2 separate regions of the Homo sapiens genome follow, and region 1 is linked to region 2. The links are chromatin loops, found by intact Hi-C in ENCODE. Cell type or tissue: Panc1. All regions are shown on one strand. Links, peaks and the distances in the headings refer to the core of each region. The heading gives the core; the rest is flanking DNA.

Evidence for each region. Hi-C counts contacts between places; a loop is a spot of excess contacts. Peaks named below come from ENCODE experiments on the same cell type or tissue, not always from the same donor. Only the 100,000 strongest peaks of a DNase experiment are listed, where the experiment ranks them.
Region 1: it touches region 2 in a loop (2.7-fold over the local background); 24 of 110 quality-filtered maps call a loop at or near these places.

The regions. Positions count from the first base shown.
Region 1 is chr7:79,805,117-79,808,041 of GRCh38, forward strand. The region is part of intron 2 of LOC105375371 (a long non-coding RNA gene); the gene reads left to right. Among named protein-coding and RNA genes, the nearest start is that of GNAI1, 330 kb to the right of the region's middle. In Panc1, for the core only: CTCF peaks have their summits at 1,426 (motif pointing right) and 1,628; a DNase peak (open chromatin) is centred at 1,356.
Region 2 is chr7:80,018,191-80,021,115 of GRCh38, forward strand. No RefSeq gene overlaps it. Among named protein-coding and RNA genes, the nearest start is that of GNAI1, 120 kb to the right of the region's middle. RefSeq lists an enhancer at 1,576-2,081. In Panc1, for the core only: CTCF peaks have their summits at 1,183 (motif pointing left) and 1,432; a DNase peak (open chromatin) is centred at 1,171; H3K27ac peaks cover 1,595 bases.

The DNA of each region.
Region 1 (2,925 bases), core at 240-2,739, 210 kb before region 2:
GATCAGATTTGGTCCCTGAATCATAGTTCACTGCACCCGTTCTAGAGTCCTCCTTACACCAAGTTGACCATATGGAAAGTACTGCCAAAGGAAGGTGGTACATCAGCTGATTCCAGTAGCTGTCACTTAAATTGCAAAGATCTGGACACACATCATTTAGTTAATTTTTGTTCATAGTAAAAGAGATTAAATTCTGACCTCTCAAGCAGAGGAAATAACAAATAGAAAAGTTTATTTCTTGTGAATTAGGAAATTTAAAGAAGCCAGAAATAGCTTAAGAGAGTTGTCTGAAATTGATGTGTGAAAAACTACATAGGGAATTTAAAAATAAGTTATCAGGGTAAACTAAACCATTAATTCTAATTTGTGTTTTTAACAATCAGATTTAGAAACACATATGTGTGTATGACCTGTGTTTCTAGAAAGGGAAGGAAGAAAAAAGTTCCTTAGTCTATAAAGATGTTTTTGCCGTCATTTATTCCTTAGTTTCTACACTAAGTAGATGTAAAAGGTAACTAAATCCTAAATACAGGTATTGAAGAGACCAGTGTTTGTTAGATTCCCTAATCTAAAGGTTGTAAACCACTAAAAATCTATAAATTATTCTGTTTTCTTTTCTTTTTTCTATCTGTCACAGCAGTGTTCTACCAAAATACATGCAAGAAAAATGTGTTGCTTATTTTTTGACCTATAAAAAGGAAAAAAATGAACAATTTTGATTCTTTTAACCAGCATTTCAAATTATATGGAGGTTTACAAAAATAAATATTTTGTACATTCCAGTAAATTTTTGTTTCAAGTTTCTATAAAAGCATACCGCAAATCTCAGTAGCTATTAAGAAAGTACTTCTGCTTTCTATTTCAGATTGTGTGGTATTCTCTTTTATCGAAATATGTGTATGGCCTTAAAAATACTTCTAGACACGTATTAATGAGTAGAAAAAAATTACTTCCTATTTAGAGCTATAAAAATGAGTGATTATTTCTCTATTTTCTAGTGTGCAGTTGTAATTGTCTTGTAACTTTGAAAACATTTTATGTGCAGCACCCTCTAAAGGATGCCCATGTGCTAATCCATGAACCTGTAAATACGTTAACTTACATGGCAAAAAAAAGAAAAAAGAAAAAAAAAGACTTTACAGATGTGATTATTTAAATTAAGGGTCTTGAAATGAGGAGATTATCCCGGATTATCAGGAGGGGCCCTAAATGTGATCCTCAAATGCATATTTATAAGAGAGAGGCAGGGGGAGATTTCACTATACATAAGAGGAGAAAACAATGCCTCCATGGAAGCAGCAATTAGGATGATGCAGCCACGTTCAAAAGATGTGGAAAAGATGAGAAATACATTCTTCCACGTTCAAAAGATGTGGAAAAGATGAGAAATACATTCTTCCCTAGAACCTCCAGAGGGAGCTGGAATCTGCCAATATCTTCATTTCAGTCTAGTGACACTGATTTTGGACGCCTGGCCTCCAGAATAAATTATTGTTATTTTATGCTACCAAATTAATGACAATTTGTTGTAGCAACCACGTAAAACTAATACAAAGAGTCATTGAGTTTAGATTCATATTGAACACTGTATAATTGGTCTAGATGGCATAAAAGGAATCTAAAAATATGTTTGCTATCTTTGATATATTTAGAATCTTATACAATATACAGAGGTATTATTGGGCAGGTGATATTGTTTGGCTTTGTGTCCCCAACCAAATTTCATGTCGGATTGTAATCCTCAATGTTGGTTGGAGGAGGGTCCTTTTAGAAGGTGATTGGATCATGCAAGTGAACTTGCTGTTCTGTAATAGTGAGTGAGTCCTCATGAAATCTAGTTGTTTAAAAGTGTGTACCACCTCCCCCTTTACTTGCCCATCCTCTCTCTCTCTCTCTCTCTCTCTCTCTCTCTCTCTCTCTCTCCCTCCCCCCTCCCCCCCCACCTCCTGCTGCAGTCATGTAGGATGTCCTGGCTTCCCCTTGACCTTCCAACATAATTGTAAGTTCCCCAGCCATGCTTCCTGTACAGCCTGTGGAACTGTAAACTAATTGGTACCAGAGAAGTGGAGCATTGATATAAATATACCTGAAAATATGGAAGCAGCTTTGGGACTGGGTAGTAGGCAGAGGTTGAAACAGTTTGGAGGATTCAGAAGACAAGAAGTGATTAATGGTGTTCTATATCTCCTAATAACTTTCTCTTCCACATTCATTCTAAAGGAACATTTTATGCACCTGAAATTTGCATTTTTCTCTACTTGGTGAGCAGTTATGACTACATATCTTTCAACATTAACATTGAATCATTTTCAAATGTTCATATCAGAGTTCTTATATTAAAAAATAAAATCTCAATTTTTTTTCTTGCCCAACAAGTTAGAAACCCTAGGTTCAGCTTCTCTGTATAAATTTCCCACTTTGGATTTAGTCTACTTTGTGTACTATAATGCAGCCAGTTTTTATTCTCTGAGCCATTCAGCCTTTATTTCTAACCTCTTTTTTTCCATATGTTAGACATATTAAATGTTCTTCCATAAGAATGATACAATAGTCTTTTCCCTGTATTATAAAAGTCCCACATTTGTGTCTCTGCTTTTATATATATTCTCTGCTGCTATATATATATATATAAAATATATATTTTGTATTTTACATATGTTAACATACATATATATACGTATGCTATACGTAACAAGCATGATTGTTTTTATTAGCAAGTCAAATCAAATCGCCTTTCTGATCAATGCCCTCCAATGGCTTCTCATCTCACTCAGAGTGAGAAGCAGTTGGATCATGGGACCAATATGATCTGAATCTTGGCTCATTCCCTTCTACTCTCTAACCCTTTCTTTCTCTCCAAAACCACTGGAACTGTGGGATATTTTAGGCACTCCCCTTCTTGCCCCATTATTCCCTTTCCCTGGA
Region 2 (2,925 bases), core at 129-2,628:
AACAATTACTTTGACGTTACTATGCTAAGTGAGGAGGATGCAAAAGTGAATAATGTCTAGTAGTCACTGCCCTAAGTCTGTTAAGAGAAACACATGTATAGAGCAGACATTCACAATTCAATACAGTGTGCACAAAGTGATGTTGACGTAGGGAATCAGAGACTGTTTTCCTGTAGATTCTATGAGGATTATATCATATGGAGAGAACAGTTCAACCACAAAGGAAAAAAAGGGTGTATCACGAAGATAATGAAGATATTTCATCATTGAATAACATGCATGGACCATATCAGTATGTCATATGATATTACATACTCTTTCCTGGTAATAATAATATTTCCAGGTAATTGAAGCCAGGAGAAAAATTGTGAAATTTGAAGATAAAATTATAAGATCAATAACTTTCTTTTTTGGCACAGAGTAAAAGGCAGATATTGGCAATCTGTAAGTATTTGTTGAATAAAAGAATACACGTTACACATTTTTGTATAAAATGGATCATTTAAGATTTGCAATGAGCCTACAAAAGACATAAAGAGACACAAAAAAGAGATAAAGAACCTACAAAAGAGATAAAGCATTATGACCTCCATTTGAGATAATACAGTTTAAGATAACAGACTTTAAAAGAATCAACCAAGATCACCCATATAGTAAGTGACTGAGTAGGGACTCAAACATGTTTTGATTTCAAAGGCAGCCACTTTCTATCACATAATACCCCTTCTACCTACACTTTGTTTATATATTCAAATTTCAAGATGTCTGGAGAGCAAGAAAATGTGTTTAGGACAAAGATAAGCGAGAAGTAGAAACCCTACTTTACTTTGAAATTTATCGCCAAATCCCCTATCAAAATCAGGGATAGCTTCATGAACACATGTAGTATGCAAGAATATATGTAATGTAATTCAACATCGGAGTCACTTTCCTCTAAGCAAAGAACTCTTGAGTCAGAAAACAATGACTGTAACACTGAGAAAGTAAGTCCTTGAACATTTTCTTAGTCTTTCTCCAATATGAAAATTCACTTATCAGATTAGTCCTGTTAACACTGTCTAAACAACCTCAGAACGCTTGGGAGAGACAGAATCACATTCACAGGGGGTTCATTGTAGTGAGGGTCTCAGTGATAGTGGAATATATATAGATGAGCGTTGAGAGCGCCACCTTGTGGCCAACATGGAGGAAGACAATCTGGCAGGAGAGCACCATAGGTGGCCAGGAAGTCAGGAACAAGCACAGATGATGAAAGTTTGAAGGTAGGTTGGGGGACGGGGAGGAAAGGCAAAAATGGAAAAACTCATTATTTTACTTATGCCTCGTCATACTTAAAGCCTGGGCTTTAAAAGAGAAGTGTAGGCATGGGACTATTATATTTTCCAATATTTTCCCCAGACTGTTTTAGAGTTTTAAAGAAGCCATAATCCATTGTGCTTCAGAGGAAGAATATGACATAGTGATGTAATATCTGAGATCATGCAGTTACTTGTAAAATTTCCTGTGTCATGGCCACAGTTTCCCAAGTTAGACCAGAACGAAAGTTACCAAGAGTAAAGCAGTGGATTGCTTTGCTAGTAAGTTCTCTAGTAAAATAAACAAGAAAAACTGTATTTTAAAAATAAGATAGTAGGACTCACAGGTAATATGGCTGAATAGGAACAGCTCCAGTCTGCAGCTCCCAGCAAGACCAATGCAGAAGGCAGGTGATTTCTGCATATCCAACTGAGGTACCCAGCTCATCTCACTGGGACTGGTTAGACAGTGGGTGCAGCCCACAGAGGGTGAGCCAAAACAGGGTGGAACGTTGCCTCACCTGGGAAGCACAAGGGGTAGGGGAACTCCCTCCCCTAGCCAGGGGAAGCCGTGAGGGACTGTGCCGTGAGGGATGGAGCTATCCGGCCCAGATACTACACTTTTCCCATGGTCTTCATAACCCACAGACCAGGAGATTCCCTTGGGTGCTGACACCACCAGGGCCCTGGGTTTCAAGCACAAAACTGGGCAGCCATTTGGGCAGACACCGAGCTAGCTGCAGGAATTTCTTTTGTACCCCAGTGGAACCCGGAACGCCAGAAAGACAGAACCCTCCACTCCCCTGGAAAGGGGGCTGAAGCCAGGGAGCCAAGTGGTCTTCCTCAGTGGATCCCACCCCCACAGAGCCCAACAAGCTAAGACCCACTGGCTTGAAATTCTCGCTGCTAGCACAGCAGTCTGAAGTCCAGCTGGGACACTCAAGCCTGGGGGGAGGGGCGTCCACCATTACTGAGGCTTGAGTAGGCGGTTTTCCCCTCACAGTGTAAACAAAGCCTCTGGGAAGTTCAGACTGGGCAGAGCCAACCACCGCACCGCAAACCCACTGTAGCCAGACAGCCTCTCTAGATTCCTCCTCTCTGGGCAGGGCATCTCTGAAAAAAAGGCAGCAGCCCCAGTCAGGAGCTTATAGATAAAACTGCCATCTGCCTGGGACAGAGGACCTGGGGGAAGGGGTGGCTGTGGGCACAGCTTCAGCTGACTTAAACATTCCTGCCTGCCAGCTCTGAAGAGAGCAGAGGATCTCTCAGCACAGCACTCAAGCTCTGCTAAGGGACAGACTGCCTCCTCAAGTGTGTCCCTGACCCCTGTGCTTCCTGACGGGGAGACATCTCCCAGCAGGGGTCAACAGACACCTCCTATAGGAGAACTCCAGCTGGCATCTGGAGAGTGCCTCTCTGGGACAAAGCTTCCAGAGGAAGGAGCAGGCAGCAATCTTTGCTGTTCTGCAGCCTCCGCTGGTGATACCCAGGCAAACACGGTCTGGATTGGACCTCCAGGAAACTCCAGCAGACCTGCAGAAGAGATGCCTGACTGTTAGAAGGAAAACTAACAAACAGAAACAATAGCATCAACATTGACAGAAAGGACAACCACTCAAAAACCCCATCT